Regions from separate parts of the Homo sapiens genome. Here region 2 is linked to region 1. Evidence: read pairs that join two places in POLR2A ChIA-PET (ENCODE). Cell type or tissue: B cell. All regions are shown on one strand. Each heading gives the region's core, and the rest is flanking DNA. Links, peaks and the distances in the headings are about the cores only.

Region 1 (6,033 bases), core at 2,079-4,578:
TAGACAAATGAGGTCAACAGTGGATATCCATTTCTTTCATTTGTTGTTCTGGGCTCCCTGAACCCTTTTAGTCTGTACATTTGTGACATTAGCTGAGGGAAATTTCTCATATTGTTTCTTTGATATTTTCCCTCTTTTCTCTTTCTGGGACTTCTAATGAGGTGTTAGATTACTCAAATTAATGCTTTCCTTATTTTTGCTTTTAATGTTTTGTACTTTGCCTTTTTGGCCTACATCTGAGAGACTTCTTCATCTTTTAAGTTCTCATCCTTTTATTGACTTTTCAAAGTTCTACCATTATTTTTTGTTTGTTTTTTAGATGTGAGGTCTTGCTATGTTGCCCAGTCTGGACTCAAACTCCTGGGCTCAAGTGATCCTCCCATCTCAGCCTCCCAAGCAGTTGGAACCACAGGTGCCACCATGCTTAACATCTGTCATATTTTAAAATTTTATTTTTTTTTTGAGATGGAGTCTGGCTCTGTCGCCCAGGCTGGAGTGAAGTGGCACGATCTCGGCTCACTGCAACCTTCACCTCCGGGTTCACGCCATTCTCCTGCCTCAGCCTCCCGTGTAGCTGGAACTACAGACGCCCACCACCACGCCCGGCTAATTTTTTATATTTTTTAGTAGAGACGGGATTTCACCGTGTTAGCCAGGATGGTCTCGATCTCCTGACCTCGTGATCCGCCCGCCTCGGCCTCCCAAAGTGCTGGATTACAGGCGTGAGCCACCGCGCCAGGCCAATTTTTTTTTTTTTTTTCTGAGACAGAGTCTGTCTCGCTCTGTCGCCCAGGCTGGAGTACAGTGATGCGATCTTGGCTCACTGCAAGCTCTGCCTCCTGGGTTCACACCATTCTCCCGCCTCAGCCTCCCTTTTTCTTTTTTCTTTTTTTTTTTGAGACGGAGTCTCACTCTGTCGCCCAGGCTGGAATGCAGTGGCACAATCTCGGCTCACTGTAAGCTTCGCCTCCTGGGTTCACGCCATTCTCCTGCCTCAGCCTCTTGAGTACAGGCGCCTGCCACCACGCCCGGCTAATTTTTTTGTATTTTTTAGTAGAGACAGGGTTTCACCGTGTTAGCCAGGATGGTCTTGATCTCCTGACCTAGTGATCCGCCCGCCTTGTTCTCCCAGAGTGCTGGGGTTACAGGCGTGAGCCACCACGCCTGGCCCATATTTTTAATTTCTAAGAGCAGTTTCTTATTCTCATATATTTTAATAAAAGCTTCAAGTTCTCATTCATGGATACACAGTCTTAATGTGTCATCTCTGAGAACATTGTAGTTTAAAAGAGTTTCCTTCTGTTCTCTACACTTGCTCTCCTCCGTGTGCCTTGTTTTCTGCTTGGTCAGCACCACGCTTCTTTCATAAGTGGGGCCCTAGATCCTGCACAGAGTTTGGGATCTGCATGGGGCTTACTCACCACAGCTTAGAGGCCACTAGTTGACTTTTCTCTTTGTCCCATTATTTTTCCCAGAAAAGAATCCTTCTAGCTCTCCCCTGTGGGGAATGGACCTGTCAGTATCAGGAGCTGAGTTGGGAAGAGGGCTGGGGGCACCCCAGTTTCTTTTTTTTTTTTTTTTTTACCAAGTTCCCTATTTCTGGATGGTGTCTGGTCACCCTGTGGCTGTGCCTGGTGTCCCTGGCCCCAGGAGCCATAAGGAAGGGACATGTCCCACTGCCCTGGCCTGTAAGTTCTCAGCCCACCCTGCCCTTACTGGCCGCCAAATCAGTGTCCAGGCCTCTCTGGAGTTCTGTGGCCTGAATTCTCATCTCTAGTTGATGCCCCTTCTGTGGGCTCCTGAAACTCAGCCTTCCCTGTGCCAAGTCAGTCTTCACGTGGCCGGCTGCTTCAGTCCTCCAGGCTGGTTCGTCGTTTCTGCCTCTCCATTCTTGTCTTTTTAATTCTTTGTGTTATTTGAGATGGAGTTTGAGAGGGAATATGAACAAGCCTGTGTGCTCCATCTGCTGTGTTTGACTGGAATTTCTATACCTTGTATACATTTTTAAAACTACTAGAGCAGCACCTGTCATTTGAAGAATAACTGTAAAATGTTGATAAAGGAAAAAAGAAAATCTTAGTCCCTCCATCTAGAGAATCAGTGTCTTCTAGCTTGGTTTGTGCCATGTGTGCACACGTTTGTCCGTGTGTAGACAAGATGAGTTTGGAGCTGGGTGTGGTGGCTCACGCCTGTAATCCCAGCACTTTGGGAGGCCAAGGCAGGCAGATCACTTGAAGTCAGGAGTTCGAGACCAGCCTGGCCATCATGGTAAAACCCCGTCTCTACCAAAAATACAAAAGTTAGCCGAGCATGGTGGTGCATGCCTGTAATCCCAGCTACACAGGAGGCTGAGACAGGACGTGAACCCGGGAGGCGGAGGTTGCAGTGAGCTGAGATAGCACCACTGCACTCCAGCCTGGGCAACAGAGCAAGACTCTGTCTCAAGAAAAAAAAAAATCAGTTTGTTCCCTGTGGTATTGAGACACTTCTTCAAGGAATGATTTGGATGTTTCTCTGCTTCCTTACGTTTGATCTTCCTCCTCACCCCATGGGATGTGACTTCCTCCCCCTGCCCAGCTCACCGGTCTTAGTGTTAGAGATCTGGTAGACCTGGGGCCTCACTGTGGCCTTTGAGGCTGCCAACCTGGCCCTCCTCTCCTGCTCTCTGGTCCTCCTGCCCTGAGGGACCATGTGTTGTCCACTTGCTGGCCAGCCCCTCTGACATCCCACAGGGTGGGTACTGCCTGCCCCAATTAACAGACAAGGACACTAAAGGCCAGAAAGTTCGGCTAGTGAGGTCGGCTAGTGAGGGGATGAGCTTGGGCCTGCCCCAGCCCCCTGCGCCAGCTCTCAGGCCCCCTCTCTGCCCACACATCCAGCTTGCAGTGCCCCTGTGCCCTGACCCTACTCCATCGGGCCCCAGCCAGGTCCTCTCTCCCAAACCCAAGCCTGCTGGGCCACTCTTTGACCCTCTACACTCCACCTGCCCTTCACAGGCGCTGTTCCTCAGAGCTCTAAAAGTGGCACTTTCTTGTCTGGGCTGATGAGGCACACCCACCCCCCAGCCAGCCGAGATCATTGCGTTTCTTCCCCTTCCACACTTGGTCGGCTGCCAGGCCTGGCCAGCTGTTTCCTATAGAGTCTCTCAAACCCTGGCCCCTCCAGCCGGTCGCGTGGACCACCTTGGCTTAGGTCCAGTGCTAGGGCTGCCTCTCTACCTGGCGGTGGCCACATGTTGGCAAGAGAAGGAAGGTCATAGCAGCTGACCTTGAGCACACATTTGCTGTGTGACAGGCATGGGCAGGCACTGTCACCTGCACATTCTATTTTTTTTTTTTTTTTTTTCTGGAAACAAGAGTCTCGCTCTGTCACCCAGACTGGAGTGCAGTGGCTTGATCTCATCTCACTGCAACCTCTGCCTCCCAGGTTCAAGTGATTCTCCTGCCTCAGCCTCCCCAGTAGCTGGCATTACAGGCGCCCACCACCACACCTGGCTAATTTTTGTATTTTTAGTAGAGATGGGGTTTCACCATGTTGGCCAGAATGGTGTCAATCTCCTGACCTCAGGTGATCCACCTGCCTCGGCCTCTCAAAGTGCTGGGATTACAGGTGTGAGCCACTGCACCCGGCATATATTCTTTTTTTAAGTCAGAGTCTTACTCTGCCACCCAGGCTGGAGTGCAGTGGTGTGATCTTGGCTCACGGCAACCTCTGCCTCCCGGGCTCAAGCCATCCTGCGCCTCCCGGGCTCAAGCCATCCTGCCACCTCAGCCTCCCATGTAGCTGAGACCACAGGCATGTGCCACCTCGCCTGGCTAATTTTTCTTTCTTTCTTGTTTTTTTTTTTTTTTTTTGGAGAGACGGAGTTTCACCATGTTGCCCAGGCTAGTCTCCCACTCCTGAGCTCAAGAGTGATCCACCTGCCCACCCTCCCAAAGTGCTGGGGTTATAGGTGTAAGCCACCGTGCCCGTCCTTACCTGCACGTTCAGATGAGAAAACCCAGACACAGAGAGGACAGGTCACTTGCTGGTGTCAGGACAGGCCTGTTCTGAGACAGCCATTCCTACAGGACGCTCCCACTGGGTGGGCCCTGGGCTCCTCCCCAGCATTCCCAGAGGCAGGGTCATGCACCAGGCCTTGCTATGGGGGCTGCTGTTGAGGGCTGCGTCCTGGGCTGTGGGGTGTACCTCTCCTGGGGCGATGGCTGTCACCCACCTCTGTCTACCAGTTACAAAAGAGGGAGCAAAGTACCTTATTCACAGGTGTTGGTATTTCTTAGTCATAACGTTCTTGCGTAGTGCCTCATCCCTCACATGGTTCCTGAGCGGCTGATGGGTGTTTCTCCCGTCTAGGGATGGAGTGGTCTGTGTTTGTTGATGGAAGGGGCATGGCTTAGAAGGAAAGGAGAGGCTCAGTGGAGGGGAAGATGGAAATGGCCACAGATGTGGCCTCGCGGAAACAGTGTGGTTAGACTGGAGGTGAGAGGCCTGGAGGGAGGCAAGAGGCCTGGCAGGCGAGTGCGAAGGCCTGGAGGGAGGTGAGAGGCCTGGAGAGAGGTGAGAGGCCTGGCAGGCGAGTGTGAAGGCCTGGAGAGAGGTGAGAGGCCTGGAGAGAGGCGAGAGGCCTGGCAGACGAGTGTGAAGGCCTGGAGAGAGGTGAGAGGCCTGGCAGGCAAGTGTGAAGGCCTGGAGAGAGGTGAGAGGCCTGGAGAGAGGCGAGAGGCCTGGCAGACGAGTGTGAAGGCCTGGAGAGAGGTGAGAGGCCTGGAGAGAGGTAAGAGGCCTGGAGAGAGGTGAGAGGCCTGGCAGGCGAGTGTGAAGGCCTGGAGAGAGGTGAGAGGCCTGGAGAGAAGTGAGAGGCCTGGCAGGCGAGTGTGAAGGCCTGGAGAGAGGTGAGAGGCCTGGAGAGAAGTGAGAGGCCTGGCAGGCGAGTGTGAAGGCCTGGAGAGAGGTGAGAGGCCTGGAGAGAGGTAAGAGGCCTGGCAGGTGAGTGTGAAGGCCTGGAGAGAGGTGAGAGGCCTGGAGAGAGGTGAGAGGCCTGGAGAGAGGCGAGAGGCCTGGCAGGTGAGTGTGAAGGCCTGGAGGGAGGTGAGAGGCCTGGAGAGAGGTGAGAGGCCTGGAGAGAGGTGAGAGGCCTGGCAGGCGAGTGTGAAGGCCTGGAGAGAGGTGAGAGGCCTGGAGAGAGGTGAGAGGCCTGGAGAGAGGCGAGAGGCCTGGAGAGAAGTGAGAGACCTGCAGAGAGGTGAGAGGCCTGGAGAGAGGTGAGAGACCTGGCAGGCGAGTGTGAAGGCCTGGAGAGAGGTGAGAGGCCTGGCAGGCGAGTGTGAAGGCCTGGAGGGAGGTGAGAGACCTGGCAGGCGAGTGTGAAGGCCTGGAGAGAGGCGAGAGGCCTGGAGAGAGGCGAGAGGCCTGGAGAGAGGTGAGAGGCCTGGAGAGAGGTGAGAGACCTGGAGAGAGGCGAGAGGCCTGGAGAGAGGTGAGAGACCTGGCAGGCGAGTGTGAAGGCCTAGAGGGAGGTGAGAGGCCTGGAGAGAGGTGAGAGGCCTGGAGAGAGGTGAGAGGCCTGGCAGGCGAGTGTGAAGGCCTAGAGGGAGGTGAGAGACCTGGCAGGCGAGTGTGAAGGCCTGGAGAGAGGAAAAGCCGGAAGACTGAGAAAGGTTATTTAAAGAATGGGAGTAGGGTCAGAAAATGTCAGATATCAGCGTATAGGGCATGAGGAGCATAGAAGGTATGTTAAAAAACTGAACTTCTAGTAGTCAGAAATACCAGCTGGTCACAGGTAGTCACGTTTTTGTTCTGTTCTGAGGTCTGTAGTGTTTGTTTGATCACGTGGGTCTGCTTCCTAAGAAGCAGACTATGTAAGCAGCTTCCTAAGAGTTGGAGAAGTCTAATTTCACCTCCAGTGCTTGGACTGTGCCCTTTTAGATATCCAAACACAGCCTGTGAGCTTCTGACTTGTGATGTGCCGCAGATCAGCGACCGCCTCGGTGGGGACGAGAGCCTGCTGAGCCTCCTGTACGACTTCTTGGACCA
Region 2 (6,033 bases), core at 2,171-4,670, 110 kb before region 1:
CCTCCGGCACACGTCCTACACACGTCCCCGAGAACAGAACCCACATGGCAGGGAGCCCCACCGTGCTCACTGTTGTGTTCCCCAGTGCCCGACACAGGCCTGGGACTGGCGCCAGCGTGAATGGCATTGAGAGATGCGGCACCCACCCACGCAAGCGCCCAGGCTGGCGAGAGCCACGGCCACACTGCTCACGTGCACCCTCCCCAGCAGGCTGGGACACGCAAACCCACGAACGGACGCCTGCAGTCCGGGCCCTGCGAGAACACACTGAGGCCCATACCGGCGCGTGGCCGCCGCACTGGATATCGCCGTGGAAGGGCTTGTAGAAGATGTCACGGGCCTCCCGGGTGCCTGTGTAACAGGCGTTGCGGTTGGCCTCCATCTTGGCGTGCACCTTGTCCAGCGGGAACAGGCAGAGGCCCGCACCGGGCCCCCCACTGCTCCGGCTGTCTCTGCTGAAGACAGCATATAGCACCCTGCCAGAGCCAGGCGCAGCCACGGAGGCGGCCAGGCAGGTGCCAAAGGCAGCGGCGTGGATGTCGGGGTCCCGGCACTGCAGGTCCATCTCCAGGTAGGAGTAGTAGTTGGGGTCTTCTCTGCACATGCGTGCCAGCAGCGTGCGGTTCCGGGCCGGGTGCTTGTCCTGCTGGTTGAAGACAAAGAAGACGTAGGGGCCGTCCTCGAAGGCCGCCACGAACTGCTGTGTGTTGGTGGACAGGTAGCCGGCCTTGTAGGTGGCGTGGTCCGTGTAGGCTTCAAAGGCCTCCCTGCTGTCAGTCCGGTCCAACAGCCGAGTGCTCACGATGATGCCGTTGTCGTGTGGCCCATTGCCTTTGCCCACAAACAGCACGCGGTCACCACCAGGACCCGTGGAGCTCACCAGCCCCACTGTGGCCACGCCCTCATCATTGCTGGCCACGAAAGACTTCTCCCCGCTGCCGTCCTCGTAGAACAGGCGGAGGGAGATGTTGCTCAGGGCGCGCAGAGCGCAGATGCCCTTGAAGAGGCTGCCGCACTCCACCAGGCGCTTCCTGGGAGGGTCGAGCAGCAGCAGCTGGTTGACATTGTCAGTCATCTCAGCCTCATGGCACTGGCTGGCCTCGATGGGCGGCGTGCACTTCTTGTTGTCCAGGGCCGGGCCCGTGGCCACCTGCTGCTCCAGCTGCAGCTTCGCATCCAGCTGGTAGAGGGCATTCACCGCCCCCAGGTACACCACGCCTGAGGCCTCATCCACAGCCAGGTGGTTCAGCTCTTTCTCGCTGCGGAAGAAGTCCAGCTTGCGGGGCCTCAGGCTGGCACCTGCGCCCAGCAGGCCCAGCAGGGTCAGGGCCCAGAGCTGCAGTGCCATTGCCCCCCGCACCCTGTGGGAAGAGAGAAGGGTCAGGGGAGCCCCGACCCAGAGGACCCCCGATCAAATCCCTCTCCAGTCCCTGCCCCAAACGTCAGAACATGGGAGAGAGGGTCACGCCACTCCACGAACTGAGGAACCTGGAGCTCCGCCCCTTCCTGCTTCACACCCCCGCCATCCTCGAGGTCTCGCCGGAGACCACTTCTCAGCCCTCCTCAAGTCCACCCTGACTGACCACTGGGGCCAAGGCACTGCCATCGCCTGCTACAGGATCCCTCCCGGAGGTGCTGAAAACACCGGCAGGCCTATCCCCGAGGCAAGGAGTTGACGCCCCCAGAAAGGCTCTCAAGTGCTCACATTCATGCCCCCTGACCTGTGACCCCAAGGAGCTCCAGGTGGTCGGGACGCACCGGCCCCAGCGCACAGGCTCAGGCTGACAGACAGACCCCTGGACGTTGGAACAGGTGGCTCACCCATGGGGCAGAGGTGAAGGACACGGGAAACCAGAGGCTCAGGTGAGAGCGAGGGGTGCCCTGTGCATAGCCCAGCAAGTGCACATGCTGTTTACAACTGCCCGCCAGAGCCCCCAGGCGGCCTGAGCCTCCCTGACCACCTCCAGGCCCCCTGCCCTGGTGAAACAGTGGAAGCCAGCAATCACCCACAGCTCCTCGCTCGGCCCATGTCACGCCCAGGGCACAGCCTCTGATGTGCGCACAGCGGAGGCAACAAGGGGACCTGGGGAGCCATGAGCAACTCCAAATCCACCAGGTCTCAGAGGCAGAGGCCCCCACATCTGCAGCCTGGACAGGCTGTGTCCACATGCGTGTGTGTAACTGAGCACGTCTCGGTGTGGGGTCTGTGCCTGGGTCCGGGTGGATGAGGGGGATGTGTGGTGTGATGGGTGAGCTGCTGAGGACCAGGCTGAGCTGAGGGTCTCCCAATAGGAGGAAGATCCAAGGCCCCACAGGTGGACCCAGGACATGCGTGGTCCTCTCTCTTTCCCTCCCTACCAGACTCAACTGCATCTTGGGGGCTCAGACACAAGTGGCAGAGACAGGGCCCTTCTGCCTCTGAGCTCTTCCTCAGGGTGGTCCGTCCCTCTCACGCTAGGGACCCTGCTCCATCCTGGCCAGTGATCCCTACATCAGCCTCCCCTGCCAGTGCCCCCTCCTCATGCTCACAACCACCCCCACTCCTGGGCCCACCATCATCTTCCCTGAGTGCACCAGTACGGGGGGCTCCCAGGTGTCCAGGGCAGCCCTGCCATGGCAGGTGCCAAGGGGGTCCAGACTCGATGGCAGAGGGTTACGAGGGATGGAGGCCCTGGCCTCCCCCACCTCCCTGTGCAGGCCCACCCCGTGCCTCCAGAGGGACTGCCACATCCTCTCAGGCCACCACAAGTGTCACCTCCCTGCATATGTCTCATCCCCTCGAAACGCAATCCGCTTTCTCACCACATATTTGAAAGTTTTGCCAGGCCCGGTGGCTCACGCCTGTAATCCCAGCACCTTGGGAGGCCGAGGCGGGCGGATCACGAGGTCAGGAGTTTGAGACCAGCCTGGCCAACATGGTGAAACCCCGTCTCTACTAAAAACACAAAAAAATTAGCCAAGCGTGCTGGCACCCGCCTGTAGTCTCAGCTACTCCAGAGGCTGAGGCAGGAGAATCGCGTGAACCTGGGAGGCGGAGGTTGCAGCGAGCCAAGATTGCACCACTGCACTCCAGCCTGGGTGACAGAGCGAGACTCTGTCTCAAAAAAAAAAAAAAAAAAAAAAAGTTTTAAGTGTACAAAGAACAAGCCACAAAATGCAAATGTTTCCACATCCCTGTGTCTCTGACGGCCAGGCTGACCACGACAGCCTGTGACCCATTTCTCAGGTGAAGAAACTGAGGCACGGAGCAGAATTTACCCAAGGCCACACCGCGGGCATGGGTGGGGCTGGGATTCTGACATGCAGTGGGAGCAGCTTGGCCTCTGACCACTGTGTTTCTCCACCCTTTTGACAACCCCCCAAACCCCCTGGCCTCTGTCCTCCCAGGAGGGCAGGGGAGCCCGCTCTGCTGCTCCGTAGCCAGGGGAAGTGTTTCTCCCGAGCCTCGGCTTTGGGTGAAGCTGCATTTACTGGCACAGCCGCCCTCCACCTGCCCGTGGCAACCCCCCGTTCTGATTGCCCGCACGCTTCCTGAAATCTCTTGAGGTGTAACCAAGACGCAACCGACCGACAACATCTGAGCCACCCCAGGGCCCGCATGAGTGAGACAGCGCTGCACTGGCCTTCCTGCTCCCTGGGAGTGCACCCATTAGACAGGCAGCTCCTGCCCGGCACAGAACTCCCTCCCTGCACTGGGGGTTCAGTGCTCAGCTGCTGCCCAACCCCTGGAGCCCCCCAGGTGCCCACGAGCACAGCAGCCGCTGGGAGAGGTGACCACCCACAGGCTAGGGAGTTCCTGGCCGACTGGTGGCAGAGAGGCTGGGTAGGGCCATGGGACCCCAGGCTTCACCAGGATAGGGGTGATCAGCCAGGAAAAGATGCTGGCTTTAGTGAGAGACAGGAAGATTCTACAAGCCCACGGGAACCTCTGGGCATGATCCTGGTGGAGGGGGTTCTATGCCCAGCTCAGCCAGGGTCCCCCGCTGTGGCTCAGTGGCCTGTCCAGGGGAGAGGAGAGGAGGGCACAGGAGTCCCAGGCCTCCAGGAGAGGCCCGTAGGCTACAGCCACAGCCCATGGCCCTACCAGGGAGGAGCAGCGCCTGCCCGAAGGCTCCCCAACCCCCGCCGCGCCCCTCCCCTACCCACAGCCACCCGGGGGCAGGTCCCGCAGGCCCCCGCCTTCTAAGTGCACCCAGTGGCGCCAGCGGGGGCAGGCAACGTCCAGGCCCCTCGGCCCTGCGCCCAGGCCTGCTGCCCTCCCCTCCCAGCCCCGCTCACCCGGCCCAGCTCGCTCACCCGGCCCAGCTCGGTGGCAGTGGCAGAGGCAGCCTCAGCCAGGCGCAGCTCCCGGGAATGAATGGAATGCGCCCGCAGCTGGGAGGGGAATGCGGGGGCAGCGCGGGGGCGGGGCCCACGGTCCCCTCGGATCTGGCCCGGACCGTGGTGGGGCAGCCTGGGGAACCCTGCGGCGCCCCTAGCCCCAGGAAAAGCAATGGCTCTGGGCCCCCACAAGCCACCCCTCAGCCGTCCCCCAGCTTCCACCCAGGGAAGACACTCACCCACCCGCCAGGGCTGTAGGGGCCCCGGTACAGGAAGAAGGCTCTCCTGTCCCTGCCGGGGGCTGGCACACCCTAAGTGCTCAATAAACACCACCGTGTGCCACCAGGGAAAGCCTGACTCCCAGGGTCCTACAGGCCCAGGCTTTTCAGGGTGGCAGGCGCGGCTGGGGTGACACCCTACAGGTGGCAGCTGCCTTCTGGTTCCTGGACAAACAAGGCCTCAGGTGACCTGCCTGCCCAGGCCCAGGAGCAAAGGGCAACCCACCGGACCAGCAGCAAAGCTCCGGCGGCGCAGGAGGCGCCAGGCACAGCCAGCTACGCTTCCTGCTGCCTGTGTTCCTGGAACAGGAGGGAGGGCGGGCAGCAGGCACTTCCTGTTTTGAAGCCCTCCTGGGACCCCCACTTACGGGGCTGGCGGGGATTTCCTCGGGCCCTCTGGTGCCTTCCTCCTGGCTGAAGCTCGGAGGGGCACTTTCAAGAGGCCACAGCAACTCCGGCTGCTGCTGGGCAGGGAAGCTCCCCACTTCCATCCAGACCAGGCCACAGCAACTCCAGCTGCTGCTGCCCACAAAGCGTCTGCACAGGCACCCCCCCACCACACCCCCAACGCTCCAATTCCCAGCCCTGATGTCCCAGAACCCGGTGCCACAGTCTCACTGCAGACCACTCCACCTGAGCAAAAGCTTGGCCTGAGCAACAGCTTGGCCTCAGAGAACCATGGGAGCCTCACAGCGGCTCCATGGGCAGGGAAGCTCCCCACTTCCATCCAGGCCAGGCCATGGGAAGGGTGGCAGAGTGACAGGTACGGTTGAAACCTGGCTGGACAGAGCCTTGCAGACACCACATGGCAGTTCTAGATACCTCCGGCCTCCCTGTCCACATAGCCCCAGCCACCCACTGCCTTTCCCAGGTGGGGTACAGACCCCTCACCGAGGCTCCAGTGGTCCAGCTCAGTTTCTGCTCCAGGCCAGCATCGAGATTCTCTAGGAGGCAAAGGAGAGACGCCGGTCACAAGAGGAGCCCGGTCTGCTGTGGAGCCCCCCACCTCTGTCCCATGCTGGTGGGGCTTGGGGGAAGAAACATCCCACAGGACCCCATCTGGCCTTTGGCTTCCCTCTGGCCCCTGCACAGCCCCTTCCTCAGACACCTCCAGGGCTCCTGGCACTCCCCTCTGTCAGGGGCTTTCTGCCTGTTTAAACTAGGTATGGCTATTACTTTGCTTAAAATAAAAGTTGCTTTCTGAGGCCGGGTGCGGTGGCTCCCGCCTGTAATCCCAGCACTTTGGGAGGCCGAGGCGGGAGGATCACGAGGTCAGGAGATCAAGACCATCCTGGTGAACACAGTGAAACCCCGTCTCTACTAAAAATACAAAAAAATTAGATGGGCCTGGTGGCGGGCAGCTGTAGTCCCAGCTACTCGGGAGGCTGAGGCAGGAGAATGGCATGAACCCGGCCGATGGAACTTGCAGTGAGCG

What was found. ChIA-PET counts read pairs that join two places held together with the same protein. Peaks named below come from ENCODE experiments on the same cell type or tissue, not always from the same donor. Only the 100,000 strongest peaks of a DNase experiment are listed, where the experiment ranks them.
Region 2: POLR2A ChIA-PET joins it to region 1 with 11 read pairs; 3 of 35 experiments call an interaction of 5 or more read pairs at or near these places.

The regions. Positions count from the first base shown.
Region 1 is chr22:50,400,764-50,406,796 of GRCh38, forward strand. PPP6R2 (protein phosphatase 6 regulatory subunit 2) reads left to right here. Exons shown (of 24, transcript NM_001242898.2): 4 at 5,926-6,033. Among named protein-coding and RNA genes, the nearest start is that of MIR12114, 3.7 kb to the right of the region's middle. RefSeq lists an enhancer at 5,427-6,033. In B cell, for the core only: no CTCF peak of the experiment used is centred there; a DNase peak (open chromatin) is centred at 3,098; H3K27ac peaks cover 739 bases.
Region 2 is chr22:50,289,237-50,295,269 of GRCh38, forward strand. PLXNB2 (plexin B2) reads right to left here. Exons shown (of 37, transcript NM_012401.4): 2 at 5,483-5,542; 3 at 281-1,361. The coding sequence starts at 1,348. Among named protein-coding and RNA genes, the nearest start is that of PLXNB2, 15 kb to the right of the region's middle. RefSeq lists a silencer at 3,257-3,316 and an enhancer at 3,437-3,486. In B cell, for the core only: no CTCF peak of the experiment used is centred there; DNase peaks (open chromatin) are centred at 3,535 and 4,320; H3K4me3 peaks cover 1,654 bases; H3K27me3 peaks cover 1,459 bases.